Linked DNA regions of Mus musculus: region 1 is linked to region 2. Evidence: chromatin loops called from intact Hi-C (ENCODE). Cell type or tissue: heart. All regions are shown on one strand.

Region 1 (8,000 bases), 90 kb after region 2:
AATGTAATGACTCCTTCTCCCACTGCATCTAATTAACCACCGTTAGTTCCTCAGACAGCTATGCTACTCCAAACGCCTCTGCCTATTTATAATGGAGTGGTCTGAAACCACAGCTGCTATGACTTCATAGGTGAAATAGCCATGCCACATACAGAAGACAGAAGATGGTGTTTCAAAGAGTTTATCTCAAAAACCAGCCTTATTTTCTTTCTGATAGCATTTTTGCAATGTTCCTTTGGAACCTTGAAAGGGAAATACAGATATTCCTTTAGAGATGAGTGGTCAACTGTCAGTTATTTTCAGCTCTTTGACCACTCTCCATGTTGTCACCCACTGCAAACAGAGCTGCCTCTTCATCTTTTCTTTTCTTTCCTTTTCTTTTCTTTTCTTTTCTTTTCTTTTCTTTTCTTTTCTTTTCTTTTCTTTTCTTTTCTTTCCTTTCCTTTCCTTTCCTTTCCCTTCCTTCCTTCCTTCCTTCCTTCCTTCCTTCCTTCCTTCCTCCCACCCTCCCTCCTTCTATCCCTTCTTTCTTTCTCTGTGTAACAAACAGCCTTAGCTGTCCTGGACTTGCTCTGTAGACCAGCCTGGCCTCAAACTCACAGAGATCCACCTGCCCCTGCCTCCCAAGATGCTGGGATTAAAGATGTTTGCTACCATTGCCAGGCTAAACAAGGATGAGAGAAGCACTAACATATGGGTATAAATGTAAATGTTTAGAGAAGAGGTGGTAGTTTATTCCTTTACTCCAAGCACTACAGAGGCAGGTCCAGCTCTGAGTTTGTAGCCAGGTCTGGTCTACATATCAACTTTCAGACCATCCAGATCTACACAGTGAGACACTTATCTAAAACCAAAACCAAAACCAAATCCACACATACCCATAAATCAGTGTGATTGTGTTTACTTAGCAAGACAACTTCCTCAGTAGAAATAGAAGCTTCCTCCCATGGGGCTGGTGAGATGGCTCAGTGGGTAAGAGCACCCGACTGCTCTTCCGAAGGTCCAGAGTTCAAATCCCAGCAACCACATGGTGGCTCACAATCTTCTGTAAGGAGTGTCTGAAGACAGCAACAGTGTATTTACATATAATAAATAAATCTTAAAAAAAAAAAGAGTGAGTTCCAGGTCAGCCAGGGCTATACAGAGAAACCCTGTCTCAAAAACCAAAAAAAAAAAAAAAAAAAAAAGAAGAAGAAGCTTCCTCCCTTGCACCCATGACTTTGTTAACTATGGAGTACTGACCAGTATTCCAGTACTTGGCATGGCTTCCCTCCTGGGAAATTAGTTTCAAATACAATTAAAGCAGTTCACTTTCCAAGTAGCTGTCATTCTGATATTGCAACACTAAGTAAATATTTTCTGACATGCCAACAAAGTAGTTCACAGAGTTCACAGCTTCCTAGGACCATTCATAGCTTTTCTTTCTCCAGTAGCCCAAATAGCATCCTATTTTGGCACTATGAAAGGTAACCAGGCAGTAGGGACCCTTCCAGCTAGCTGTCAGCTTGATTTCTTTGGAATCTGCGACCAAAATATCAAAGTTTGAAATGTGTTTAGCCATGGGAACCTATTTTGTTGTTGTTGTTGTTGTTGTTGTTGTTGATCTGGAAATAACCAAGAGCAATAGAAATTGGGTGTATTGGAAACCACTGAGGCTTCTTTGATCAACAACTCATAGTAAGGTACCTGATGTTTGGTACTAAGGTGTGTGTGTGTGTGTGTGTGTGTGTGTGTGTGTGTGTGTGTGTGTATTCATTATCCATTTATATACTCATGGACATATAATCTGGTCTGATTCCATTTCTCAGCTATTCTGAATACAGCCACAATGGACATGGATATGCAAGTATCTCTGTGGTGGATTATGGAGCTCTTTTGGAATGTTCTTGGGAATGGTATAAGTGAGTCACACAGTGCTTCTAATTTTTACTTTTTAAGAAACCCCCATGCTGATTTCCATAGTGGTTTCACCAGTTCTACCAGTTTACACTTCCACCAACAGTGGGTGGATAAGCTTTTTTTTCCCCCCATATCCCCATCAGGATTTGTCAAGAAAACAACTGGCACCAAACACTATTGAAGATGCAGCATATGTTTAAGGGTTTAAAGATACATTAAAGTTAAAAGGCTTACTAGGGGAAATGATAATGGCATTCTGTCGATGCGCCAGTAGCCAAAAAGACCCTGAAACTGGAAAATGGTTTGAGTGGATTTATCCAGAGTTGACCACTACTTCCTGTTTTCTCTTTCTTTCTTTCTTTCTTTCTTTCTTTCTTTCTTTCTTTCTTTCTTTCTTTCTTTCTTTCTATTAGATATTTTCTTCATTTACATTTCAAATGCTATCCCAAAAGTCCCCTATATCTTCCCCCCACCCTGCTCCCCTACCCACCCACTCCTGCTTCCTGGTACTATTCCTGGTACTGTACTGGGGCATATGATCTTCGCAAGACCAAGGGCCTCTCCTCCCATTGATGGCCGGCTAGGCCATCCTCTGCTACATATCCAACTAGAGACACAAGCTCTGGGGGGTACTGGTTAGTTCATATTGTTGTTCCACCTATAGGGTTGCAGACCCCTTTAGCTCCTTGGGTACTTTTTCTAGCTCATTCATTGGGGTCCCTGTGTTCCATCCAATAGCTGACTCTGAGCATCCACTTCTGTATTTGCTAGGCCCCATCATAGTCTCACAAGAGACAGCTATATCAGGGTCCTTTCAGCAAAATCTTTCTGGCATATGCAATAGTGTCTGGGTTTGGTGGTTGTTTATGGGATGGATCCCTGGGTGGGGCAGTCTCTGGATGGTCTTTCCTTCCGTCTCAGCTTTGGAACTTGTCTCTGTAACTCCTTCCATGGGTATTTTGTTCCCTATTCTAAGGAGGAATAAAGTATCCACATGTTGGTCTTCTTTCTTCTTGATTTTCTTGTGTTTTGCAAATTGTATCTTGGATAGTCTAAGTTTCTGGGCTAATATCCACTTATCAATGAGTGCATATCATGTGTGTTCTTTTGTGATTAGGTTACCTTACTCAGGATGATGCCCTCCAGTCCATCCATTTGCCTAAGTTAATACCAGCCTTATTTATAATAGCCAGAAGCTGGAAAGAACCCAGATGTCCCTCTTTCTTTCTTTCTTTCTTTCTTTCTTTCTTTCTTCCTTCCTTCCTTCCTTCCTTTCTTTCTTCCTTCCTTTTTCTCTTTTCTTTCCTTCTCTCCTCTTCTCTTCTCTTCTCTTCTCTCTCCCTCTCTCTATCTCTCTCTCTTTAACTGTTTTTAGGGCCCTGGGCTGGCCCATCTGGAGGGACCACTACCACCTATTTTTTACAATTATGTTTTATTGAGCCTCCCACCAAAACTATTTTCATCTTGTGTCCTGGGTCATGAAGATGGTCTGTCTGGACTGACCATCACCACCTAGTATTGTTCCTTATAGGCTGGTTATTCCTTCCAAAAGTTAACCTCCTGCCTCATGACATTATCAGGTTTTCTGATAATGTAGACTGGGACTGAGGGGAAACCATGCACTTTTATTAAGGCAATTTCAAAATTACAAACATCCCTGAAACAGGAAAAATGTCTCTCATCATAATCTACTAATGTCATAGCTCAGCTTAGAGTTGAGGCATACAGGACTGATGGGCTGGGACATTTCTAAGTGGTATACATGTTAGAAACACTTTCTGATTCTAAGGCTTATTTTAATTAAATTTATGTTCAAATAGATAATACAAACATGAGGCCCAGCATTCAAGATGCAAGGACTTATATAGTCAGAGATTTAGGGGGCAAGAAACGTGAGGGAACAAGCCCGGAGAAATCCACAGAGCAGGGACTGGTGTTGGTCCACGGGTACAAAGATACTTTGGTATTATGTCTTGTCAGTAAGAAGATTCTTGTTTTCCCAGTGCCTAGATTAAATCCAAGCCACTGCACCTTATGGTAGTGAGGTCATCCTGGAGTAGAACTCGTCTGCACAGTTCTTTTTCTCCCTGTTTTTCCTCTATCCTTACTTCATGTTATCTAAAACTATTTCAAAACAAGAAACATGCCGGACAATAAGAGCAAAAGATTTCAAGGGGTGGCAACAGGAAACATAAAAAGGGAGATTGAAAAACAAAACAAAACAAAACAAAAACGGTCTGGCAGCAGAGCAGTTTTCCATAGGTTCTGCCGCTGCAGCAAGAATTTTATGCAAACAAGCCCTTACAGGTGCATCACTGGCGGATTTTGCTTGTAGAAGGAACAGTTTAGAATTTGTTGGAATAAATGAGAATTTTTATTTGTAATTTCAGCGTTGAGAACCGCCCCACCCCCAGCATCGTTTCTACCTTGAGCCCCTCCCCTACCTAACCAGCTCACTTCAGTGGGCGGTGGGTTTAGTGAGGAACGTGTAAAAACACTAGAATTCTTTGCTATCCTTCCGCCCGGTAAGGCGGCCGCTTTTTCTTCTGACGCCACAGCGTGAAAACCGCATGCATTTCGAAATGGAAAGACATGTCTAAGAAGGAAGCTAAAACCGACATTTGGTAATCGCCTGCTTGCGGGTGCTTGGCGCGGTTTTCCCTAGTTCGGGATCAGAACCTAAGTGTCGCAGTGTGCGCCACAGTAGTATCACTCCGCTTCCCTAAGCCGGAACTCCTTAAATAACTCTAGCTCCTCCCTCTGCGGGCCTCCGTAATGACGTAGCCGCGCCTAGTGCGTCCCGGCGGATGTAGGTAGCTATGTAGTCGCTTCGTGAGGGACCGGAGAGAGGAGTGGGTACCGAAAGGTGACAGTAATTTGCTAGTCATGGCCCTTCATCTTGTCCTACATCCCAAGCTCCCGGCAAGCCCCTAAATTACAGTCGCCGCCATTGCCTCTGCTCCCTGCGGCGGACTGCCGACGGCGTTTGCCTGCCTCCTTTCTGTGTGGGAAGGCGCCGCCGGAGAGAACGCACCTAAGAAAACTGCCTTGGATTCAAGCAGAACAGGTCAGTAAGAAGGAGGGCATTGCTTGGGGTTGTGGTTGCGGGTTCCATGATTGGTGCGGGATTGGTGACCTGATTTTAGGGGGCGAGTGTTGGGAAGACAGACTAGGGAGGATGAGAAAAAGCTATCTACGTTTCCAGAAACTCGCTTCATCACGTTTGGGAAGGGAGATGGATGCAATGGCATCATCTACTGGGGAGATGGCGTACTTGTCAGAGAAAGGACTACCACCACTGATGAACGCAGTTGTCTGAGGAGCCTTGAGAATCAGGAAGGAGATACACAAAGGGGTTATAGATGTGGGAACATTAAATCTTGTGTTGGGTGTATTCGAAGATTGCACATTCTTATCTGACCATTAATTAACCATATCTTACTCAGTGCGATTTCATTTGATTTGGGGCTATCACACATTCATTTGTGTGGATAGATTTTGTGCCAAGTTTGCATTTCTCCACGTTTCAGGGCGGCAGATCAAAAGGGGAGGGGAGAAGATAAACAAAACTGACCTGATTTCTGTACTGTGGGAGAAAGCTGCAAGACTAGGTAGGGTTCTAGAATAATTTCTACATCTCCTCTTTTCCAGCCTTCCAGAAATGCCCTCCGCGTTACCCCAACTATGTTGCAGAATGTGATAGGTTTGTGTGGGTGGGTGGGGGATAATCATAAGAATGTGTAAGAAAATTGAAAATGATACTTTTCATTATTTCCCCAGCTTCCTGTTATTGTCAGGCGTTTCATCCCTACTGCTACCAGTACGACCAACTGTGCAGAGATGATTTAGTTGTCCCTTCATGGAAATGATCAGGCTTTAAGAATATAGCAGAGGAACGTGGAGATTTGGGGGTGTCATGGGGGGATGACAAAAAGAAAGGGAATCAGAGAATTCTTTACCAAACAAGTATCTGTATCCAGCAAGCATTTATTCCGTAATTACTGTTTCCTAAATTATACTCAGTAGTGCTGTTCTCATGTTTGTGGATTTCCATTGATAGACACATCCGGAGGGTTGTATAACTTGGCTGTTGTGAATGTTTGTAAAATAACTGAATGTGAAGCTAGGAGATAATGAGAAGGCAATTGTCCAGATTCGAGGATTAGTGTGAAGACAGACAAGGATCACTGAGACTAGAATGTCACACCCTTCTGTTTTGTCAGTTTCTCGATGACCTCTAGCTGGTCTGTGGATTCACTTAGGAGTCTTGGTCTAACTCTAGAGATAGATGCAGGATGGGAACATCTTCCTTTAATCCCCTCTTTCCTGTCCTGCTCTAACACTTCATTATCAACCGATTTTTCAACTAAGGGATTACCGAAACAGTCACTCAAGAAGACAATGGAGGGCCCCAAGGGAGGAGGAGGAAGAGGAGGAGGAACAGCTTTGAAGCTGGTTAATGGAAGGAGAGGAAGACCAGGAAGGGAAAAGCTAGACAAGCTTCTCTGAGAAGGCAAGAATAAGGGCCAGGAACCAAGGTCTGTATCCCAAGAGCTGAGTTTCTCTGTCCTCTTTATCTATCTATAGGTTTGCCAGATCTGCTGCAGGGCTTGTCGCCAGTGGAAACAGAGAAAGGAGGAAACAATCCCTTGGCAAGAGCGCAGGTTAGTATGAACGTGGGGACTCCTCGAGTAAGACCTATAGTATGGAACAGTAAAGATTTGGTTGGCTCCAGCCTAGGTCAGCAGATAGCCTCGGAATTTTGCAGCCTCTCGTGTCCATCCAGCTTTCCTATTCTTTCTGCCCTTATTGGTGTCTGCAAAGACAAATTGGTAGCACATGAAGGTATAGACAGTGGGTGAACTGAAAGGAGGAGTTGGCTCCTTGTCTCCTTCTTCCCCATAGAGCACTGAATTTCCATACTTAACTATGTCTCTGTGCTTATCAGCATGAGAAGAAAGCAAATTGGAAGAGACTTAAAGCCCCATTTCCTTCCTCCACCCCTAGGTCCAACTTCAGTGACAGATCTGATGGCCTTGGAGTGGCTGAAGACCACCACCCTCCACAGGCCTGCGCCCCAGCACAGCTATCCTTTATCTTGAGTGAGCTTCCTCAACATGCTGTCTATATGATTGGCAGAAACTGTAGTTGGAAAGGGGCTGAATGACTACTGGACTTTATATGAAAACACCTACTTGGGGCTGACTTTCGGGCAAGGCTGAGACAGGGGCATATTTATATTAAGCTTTGCCTTTCTCTCGAACCATGATTGGCTCTAAAACTAAAAGGAAAGCTAGAGAAGAGTCTGGGGCTTCCTCAAAACCTGGAACCAATAGCCCTGCCAATGCTAAAGGAAAAGCCAAGAATCAGACCACTAAAGCCGTTAAGGCAGAACCAAAAGAAGAATGGGGGAACCAGGCTGAGGCTAGGGATGAAGCAGTGGCCAGGACACAGCCAGCCATTTCCACTGAGCCCAAGACTGTGACCTGGAAAGTAAAAAAAAAGAAAGATAAGACTAATGCTAGAGTCATGGCTCAGGCTAAGACAGAACTCCCGGCAGGGCCTGCTTTAGTGCCTCACACCAAGTCAGATGCTCTGCCTACATCTGTGGTCATTACTGTAACCAAGTCTGAAGTCAAGATTGACACTGGAATTGAGGCATCTCTCAAGGGCGCTGCCAAGGCTACTGATAAGCGCAGTATTAAGCAGAAGCCTGAGATAAAGAAAGAGGTCTGTGTCAAATCCAGGGCTGGGGACAAAGCTAAAGAGGTCTGTGTCAAATCCAGTGCTGGAGACAAAGCTAAAGAGGTCTGTGTCAAATCCAGGGCTGGGGACAAAGCTAAAGAGGTCTGTGTCAAATCCAGGGCTGGGGACAAAGCTAGTATTGTCATCAACACCACTGATGAGGATGAAGATTATGTGTGTTCCTGGTTTTGGACTGGAGAAGAGCCTAGTGTAGGGTCCTGGTTCTGGCCTAAAGAAGAAAATCCTCTTCAAGTTTATCAGCCCCCACCAAAGGTTGAAGAAGAACCTGAACCCCCAGATACATTCGACTATGCTTTAAAAAAAAAAGCTGCAGCATGGTTAAGGGGCAGGTTTAT
Region 2 (8,000 bases):
ACTAATTATTTTAATTGGTTGTGTCATCCAGCTGGAATCTATCTTTTGGAGAAATCAATTAGGTCACCATTGGACTAAGACAAACTCAAATTCCATCTGTTATTTTTCTTGAACAAATCAAGTTACATTCAGCTTTTCCATCCTCAGAAAGTATAAAAACATTCTTTCACTGAATTGGAATATACCATAAGTATGATTTTGTTTTCCTTCCTTCATTCTAATCAAGTCCAAACCAAAGCCTCTCCTTTTTCTAGTTTTCTATGTTATTGGTCCATTTCACTTTGCCTGAGAATCACAGGTGAATATAATTTCAGAAAACGAACTAAAGTCTTTGTGAACCTATAACATTTATGGTGCTAACTTAGCCAATGATCATAATTAGCTCTTAAGACCCCAAGAACAGAAGTGATAAAAAAAAAAAAAGCATGAGGACTGGCCTATCTTTGAATACTCACAGTATTCATTCAGGAATGAGATATTCTAAACCTAGAGATATGGAAACAAAAGCATCATTACCAAGAACAGGACCAAGAATGGAATTGATACAAGTAAATAACTGATCTGACTTCCTACCTGTGGGTCACTGTCAGGGACTTCAACCCCAATCTGTAGGATCACTTTAGAGAGAAAAATGCTATGGTTGTTAAATCTTGGTCTCACTTGAATGTAAACAGACAAGAGCAACTTTCATACTACTCTCCTTATCTTGGTGCTTCAAACCACATACCAAAATAGGATGTGGTGATATCCTTTAAAATGATAGGGAACTATAATAGTGTTCTTCCAGGGGAATGTAAATCCCGTCTCCCCCCCACCCCAAAATAAACACACACACACAGGAGCCAATCTGATGCAACTCAGAGCAGGGTCTTTATTCTATTCAACCTATCTTGGGCTCCTGCCCCCAACACACCACCATCATGCAGGACTCTTGGTGGTTGGGGAGTCCTGAATGTCTATCAGGGCAAGGGGTTATAGTAAAAAGAAGGAAGTACTTGTACAAGCATCTAATTAGAAAGCTACTGTAGACTTTAACATAATTGGCTGGGGCTTGGAGTCATATCATAAACTTAACTTCTGCTCCCATCTGCATTGGTGGTCATTAGGCAGGGGGTGGTCTTGTAAAGTGGAGGTGCAGGTTTGTTGGGGGAATAACTTGGAGACACAGGTCTTGTTGAGGATGTAACCTGAAAACTCTGGTCTTGTTGGAGATTGGCCTAGAGAATGGAGCTAAGCTCTGGTTTTGTTGGGGGACAACTTGGAAACTAATGGTGGGTACCAACCTGTTAGTTAACCTGAGTTCAAACTTAGGTCAGGTTCTCTAAAATGGAGTCTGAACTTAAAAGCATTGGCCTCTCATCCCCCACCCACCCCTTTCTCTGTGACTAGAAGGCCCAATCATGGAACTTTCTGAAGCTTCATAAAAACAGTAACAGGGCTATGTCGTTGTGATGTCCCTGATGCATGGGTAGGGGCCCATCAGTGGGAGATAAGAAGGTGTCTTGAGGCTGAATTCGCCTCCTGCTAGCCTGCGTCTTCAACTGCAAATGGATGTGTGATGGATCCACACTGTAATTATGTAGCACAGGGACCCATTTAGTGAGGCTCTAGTGACCCCTGGGTATCAGTGTCTCTTGACTAGGACCCAATCTCAGGGCTAAAGTTAACACCAGAAAATATTTGTATCTGAGTGTTCTTGGTTTTATCTCTATGACGTCCATTTTCTGATAGACTCTTGGCTTGGTTCTCCAGTATTGATTATTGGGGTCCTTTTTATTGGTAAATGCATTAGTCAATTGACAGGCCTTACAGTCTTTAACAATTTCAACTATTTTCAAATTGGCATCTCTAATTTTGATGTGGGACCAGCAGACTAAGTCCTGCATTCATTGGGATCCCATGTGGGAAGAACCATAGATCTTTTTCAGTATGTGTAGACCCATTTTCTCTGGTACAATTAGTTTGTAGTCAGCTGTCCTCTGTCATCTCTTATGACACTGAGACATGGGCAGGTTTTTGGCCCAGATCACAACTTCTGTCTGATCAGAGAGTGTGGGGTCTCCTGGGTCTAGTGCAATCAAGGTCATGAGGGGCCTAATTTCTAGTGGCCACCCACTGGACTGTCTTGCTGCCCTCTGGGATGGAGTTTAGTCCTTTCTTCTGCCATCAGAATGCCTCTCTCCCTATAAATAGCCCCATGGAAATGAGCAGAAGCAAAGACACACCAACCATCTGTGTCTCTTGTCTTTTCTCAGCTCTAAAGCCTTGGTCAGAGCTTCCAGTCCAGCTTTCTTGGCTGACATTTCTGCCAGGAGTAGCTCTGCACATATTACCTCAGTGTTTGAGTCCACTGCTACCACAGCATACCTCTGTCCATCCAGAATGAGGCTGGTGCCATTGGTGAACCATGTGACCTCTGCATCCATCTGAGCATCCACGCAGAGGCCCATCAATCAAGGTCAGGGTCAGGCAGCTGAAAAGTTATCCTGGGGACATTCAAGAAGAGAGGCTGGTAATGAGTCCTTCTGGCATCATCTTTAACCAGGAGGTCACGGCTGCACTGATGTGTAAACAGGGAGGGGGGAGCTTCTGGCAATTGGTGACACATTGGCCATTGGCTGATGCCAGGCCCCTGAGTCTGAACATGCATCCCCCAGGTCTAGGGAGGTCACCTGTAGTTGACAGAGTAAGGCTGTCTTATAGGAGGCTCAATACTTCAAATTTTTAGGACATCTAAGTAATCTTGAGTTCATGTTTTGTCTCTATTGTCACTGGGAAGTCATTTTTTTATTTCTAAGGTTATCCTGTACTTGGAGAAGGGCACATTTGATCTTTAGGACACCCTTTATCCTCTTCTTCTAAGACTATCTGTTTTTAGGTGTCTTCTGTGGTCTTCTGGTTTGGTCTTGGCTGCCAACAGGATCTTTGCTATGTCCCAATCTGTTGCTTCTGTGCTCTCATCTACTTTTCCTCTATAATCTCTCTTTTATTAAATACTCTCCCTGTCACTATCATTATGTCTCTCAAATTCTTTCCTCTTAATCTTTCAGCTCTCTGGAGGTTTTTCTTAATATTTGGTGTTTCCTTCTTAATAAAGCTAGAGTGATGGCTGCCTTTGTCCTTGGTGATTTAGAGTCCATGAGGGTGTATTATCAAAATGCCTCCATTAGCCTCTCTAAAAAAGCTGTAGGGCTTTTATTTTCTCTCTACCTAATATTGTACACTCTGGCCCAATTTGTGAACCATCTTGTGGTCACCTTGTGATCTACCAACTGAGTCTGACAGTACACCAGGAGCCTCACTTACCTTCAATGGTATTGAAATCTGGGTGAGTTAGGGGAAGGCAAGCATATTGGAGAGGACACACTATGGGGCCAGGAACCAGCTTCTTGGCCTCTTCTGTAGTGAAGGGAACCTGTAGAATGTGATAGAGGTAGCCTATCTCATGTTAATAAGTCCAGCAAAGTCAAAGTCACTTCATCAAAGTCATCTTGTCAAAGTTATCTCATCAATGTCACCTTGTCAAAAAGTCAACTTGTCAATGTCATCTGTCAAAGTCATCTGTCAAAGTTGTTTTAAAATAAGAAACACAAAGACAACATACAAAACTACAAAAAAAAAACACCTCCCTATTTGTCACAAAAACAAAAAAACTACCAGAAAGTGGTGCTCATGTAAAAGACCTCCCTATAACACCCAAAACACAAGTCCAACCTTTTCTGTCTGTCAGGCAGAAATGAGAAATACCAGAAAATGGCGCACACCCACAAGAAAAGAATGAGATTGGTGTTTTTCTCATGGCTCCCCTGAGCCCATGCCCACCCCAGACTCATGCTGTCTCCTGGCCCCGCCTTAGCCACAGCTTCCCGATATGTCTATCCTAGCTGAAACTGGATACATACACAATCAAGACCCTGTTCCCATTCGGGTAGATACCTCTGCTCCCCAAGCTGACATCCACGCAAACTGAGGCTCGGGATGTCTCCTGCCCCCTCTGTAGCCATGGTTCCCAGATATGTCTATCCTAATCGAAACTGTCCACCAAAACAAATTCAAGGCCTTGTACCCAGAATGATGTGACACGGTTTAAGATCAGTGAACAGAAAAGGTCACAACTAGAAACAAAAATCAACCTAAACCAGAAAAAATACAGCCTGTAGTAACAAGAATCAACTCGAATGTGGTGGTCACAAAAGACAGGTGTGGAGCCAGTCAATCTGTGAACAGAGACTGCAGGCAAGCAAAAAGCAATACCAGAAAAAAATAAAGTATGTAGTAAGAAGAACCAACCAGAAGGGGGCGCTCAGACACATGACAACCTTAGTATTGCACAAATATTGACTCAGACATGGAAAAATTACCATGGCAACATAAGTCATTTATCTTTTCACGAGTTTTCGTTTCCATCTGTAATCACAGAAAGCTCTGTTTCAATCACAGAAAGCTTCTAACATTCAGACAAATTAGCCGCCACACAAATCACAAGCTTTTGCGCCACTGTGCAAGCACTGGCCTGTTGAGACCACATAGAAAGCTTCTGACACTCAAGATTCCTCAGCGCAGCACAAGCCTAGAAGAATTACCATGGCAACACAAGCCACCAGGTTCCACACAAATACATCATCTCAGGACAGCTGGAAGTGTTCCACATTTATCTTACACAAGCTTGCTTCCATTCTGCTGTGCAGATCTCACACAGAAAGCTCAGATACTTCATCTCTCAGACGGAAAAGGCAGGAAGATTAACACAACGTTCCAAACATAAAACCACAAATACAGCCGGGCAGTGGTGGTGCAGGACTTTAATCCCAGCACTTGGGAGGCAGAGGCAGGTTGATTTCTGACTTTGAGGCCAGCCTGGTCTACAGAGTGAGTTCCAGGACAGCCAGGACTGTACAGAGAAACCCTGCCTTGAAAAAACAAACAAACAAACAAACAAACAAAATAAAACAACAACAACAAAATATCCCCACAAATACCTAGACAAGTTGTGCCAGCTTCAAGACCCTCCAGATAGTAGTCCTGTGCGTCATGGGGAACTTCCTGGCCAATGCACCAAAGTGTTGTGCCAGGGATTGTTTGTGATCCCCCCACCCCTACCCCCAAAACAGACAGGTGCCAATCTGATGCAACTCACAGCAGGGTCTTTATTCCATTCAATCTATCTCACCCTCCCCCGCAACACACCACCATCACACAGGATGGTTTTGGTGGTGGTAAAGCCCCAAATATAGGGCAAGGCTTTATAGTAAGCAGCAAGCAGGGCGTACGTGTGCAAGCATCTAATTGGAATGCCACTATAGCCTTCAACATTATTGCCTGGTGTTGAGAGTCATATCATAAACTTAATTTCTGCTCCCCTACTCATTGATGGTCATTAGGCAGCGAGTGGACCTATAACCTGGGGTGCAGGTTTGCTGGGGTAATAACCTGGAGACACTGGTCTTGTTGAGGCTGTAACCTGGAAACTCTGGTCTTGTTGGGGATTGGCCTAGAGACTGAAGCTAGGCTTGGGTTTTATTGGGGGTCAACTTGGAAATTAATGCTAGGTACCTGCCTGTTAGTTTACCTGAGTTCAAACTTAGTTCAGGTTCTCTAAAATGGAGTCGAACTTAAAAGATTTGGCATCTCAGTAGCAGAATTATGATTCTGTATTCTCTTTTGTAATTCAGTACTGTTGCAAGATTTTCCCTGTCCAATCACATTAGGGCAGTGGGAGGCCTGTTATTGGACAGGACATGGGGAGGTGGAGCTAAAAGTTGCAGAGAAAAAGAGAGCATATCTGAGTAGGGTGAGAACCAAGATGGCTGTGGACATGTATCCACGTGGTATTTTCCAGCCACAGGTAGCTATGATTTCACAAGGTTAGAAATATTTGGATAAAGCTTTTATCATTATCAATTGTCTTTGAAATTATTGTATTGGCTTCTTGTACATTGTGATATTATTGATACATAAATCTCATAGGTTAACTAAGGGTCTTGATTCTACCGGGGTACTGGGTATTATGATATGGTGGCTGACTGTGGGGTGCATGGTAGTGAGTGGAACTTGGAGGCCTCCACAGGAGAGATGGCTCAGCAGAAGCCCTGTGGTCCAGCGTAGCTGGAGAGTTGGCGATTCATTTTAATATTTCTCATAACACAGTACTCTTCTGACTTCATAAGTACTTAATTCTAGATAGTCTCATAGATTTTCTTTGTACCTCACAGGCCCCTTATGAAGGAGCTAGAGAAATTACCCAAGGAGCTAAAGGGAACTGCAACCCTATAGGTGGAACAACAATATGAACTAACCAGTACCCCGGAGCTCTTGTCTTTAGCTGCATATGTATCAAAAGATGGCCTAGTCGGTCATCACTGCAAAGAGAGGCCCATTGGACTTGCAAACTTTATATGCCCCAGTACAGGGGAACACCAGGGCCAAAAAGGGGCAGTGGGTGGGTAGGAGATTGGGGGTGGGTGGGTATGGGGGACCTTTGGGATAGCATTGAAAATGTAAATGAGGAAAATACCTAATAATAAAAAAAAAGAATATTCCATGCCTTGATGCCTGTCCAGTCTACCATACTGAAAACTGATATGCCATTGCAGTGAAAAGCGAGAACCCAGTTCTTTTTTCAGATACTTGGGGGAAAGAGACAAGGGACATGGCTTCAGGTGCATCATAAAAGACACTGATGTTTTCTTGCAGCTCAAGAGTTTATTAATGAAGGGGATTGGGCCATTTGGAATTTGTACGGTTGGCCGCTAACAGTTGCATCCTGAATCTTAATGAGGAAGAGGGTCACCTGCAGTTGTTGGCCATGGGTGATGTTATCCTAGGAACATAATGAGACCTCTCTTTGGATTCCTGGTGCCAGGACTTGGGACCAGCATTATTTGATTGGCTTTTCTTCGTCTTCATCATTTTGTGTTGAGATGATGTTTTTTAGGATTTCAGCATAGTACGGGCTAAACACATGCTGGTTGTGGTGCATCAGATTAACAAACTTCCATCCTAGTTCTGCTAACTCTGGCTCAATGAAAAGAAAGCATCCAGGGAAGTCTAGAAGAGATTCTTGCATGCCACGAATCAAACAGCATTTAAGAAATAAATGCATCCGTTGTTCTGTCATAGGGGGAAAAAAGAAAGTAGAAATGGGTTTCAGAAGAAACTGACAGTTCACTGTCTGCTCATCAAAGCTTTACGTTTTTTTCACTGTGGTGGTTTGAACAAGATGGCCCAATAAACTCATATGTTTCAATGTTTAGTCACCAAGTAATAGAACTTTTTAATGAGATTAGAAGGATTAGGAGATATGGCCTTTTTGAAGGAAGTATGTCACTAGATATGAGTGTGAGGTTTTAAAAGCCCATGCAAGACCCAGACTCTCTGCTTGCAGATCAGGATTTTGCTTTCAGCTACTTCAGTACTACCCCTGCCTGCTCCCGTGTTCCCTGTCATAATAATAGACTATACCCCTGAAACGGAAAGCAGTCCCCCAATTAAATGCTTTCTTTTATGAGAATTGTCTTGGTTGTGGTGTATCATCACAACAATCAAACAGTGGCCAAGACATTCATTTTTTCATTTGTATGTATTATTTCAGTTCTTTTTGGAATAAAGACATACCATCAAACACCAAAAGATAATGAATTATCAAAAATGTTAATCTAGGACATGAGGTGTAACTTAATAGCCAAATGCCTGGAGAGCATATGCACGGTATGGAGATTGATCCACAGCACATACCCTCAACAAACACACAGACTCAATGTTGAAGTCAGAAATACAATTGTGGCTTTTGGTCATTGGATTATTTCTTAAAATGATTTTTACATGTTTATAATTGAGATGCTAGTATGTATTTTGCCTAACAAGATCATCATAAACATCATACCTGAAATTCCAAGAACATATTTAAGCTGATATACTAAGTTTAGACCCATATACACAAATTAGAGTATAAGAAGTTAAAAGAAAACTAGCCAGGGTCTGGAAGTTAAAAGCACTGACTT

What was found. Peaks named below come from ENCODE experiments on the same cell type or tissue, not always from the same donor. Only the 100,000 strongest peaks of a DNase experiment are listed, where the experiment ranks them.
Region 1: it touches region 2 in a loop (2.5-fold over the local background); 9 of 42 quality-filtered maps call a loop at or near these places.

The regions. Positions count from the first base shown.
Region 1 is chrX:135,738,013-135,746,012 of GRCm38, forward strand. Gprasp1 (G protein-coupled receptor associated sorting protein 1) reads left to right here and starts at 4,680. Exons shown (of 11, transcript NM_026081.5): 1 at 4,680-4,966; 2 at 6,487-6,563. Armcx5 (armadillo repeat containing, X-linked 5) reads left to right here and starts at 4,680. Exons shown (of 4, transcript NM_001009575.5): 1 at 4,680-4,966; 2 at 5,551-5,602; 3 at 6,487-6,563; 4 at 6,907-8,000. The coding sequence starts at 7,165. In heart, no CTCF peak of the experiment used is centred here; a DNase peak (open chromatin) is centred at 4,669; H3K4me3 peaks cover 1,874 bases; H3K27ac peaks cover 1,342 bases.
Region 2 is chrX:135,648,016-135,656,015 of GRCm38, forward strand. It overlaps Tcp11x2 (t-complex 11 family, X-linked 2), which reads right to left. Exons shown (of 10, transcript NM_027952.3): 10 at 6,683-7,110. The coding sequence ends at 6,878. Among named protein-coding and RNA genes, the nearest start is that of Prame, 24 kb to the left of the region's middle. In heart, a CTCF peak has its summit at 4,315 (motif pointing right); no DNase peak of the experiment used is centred here.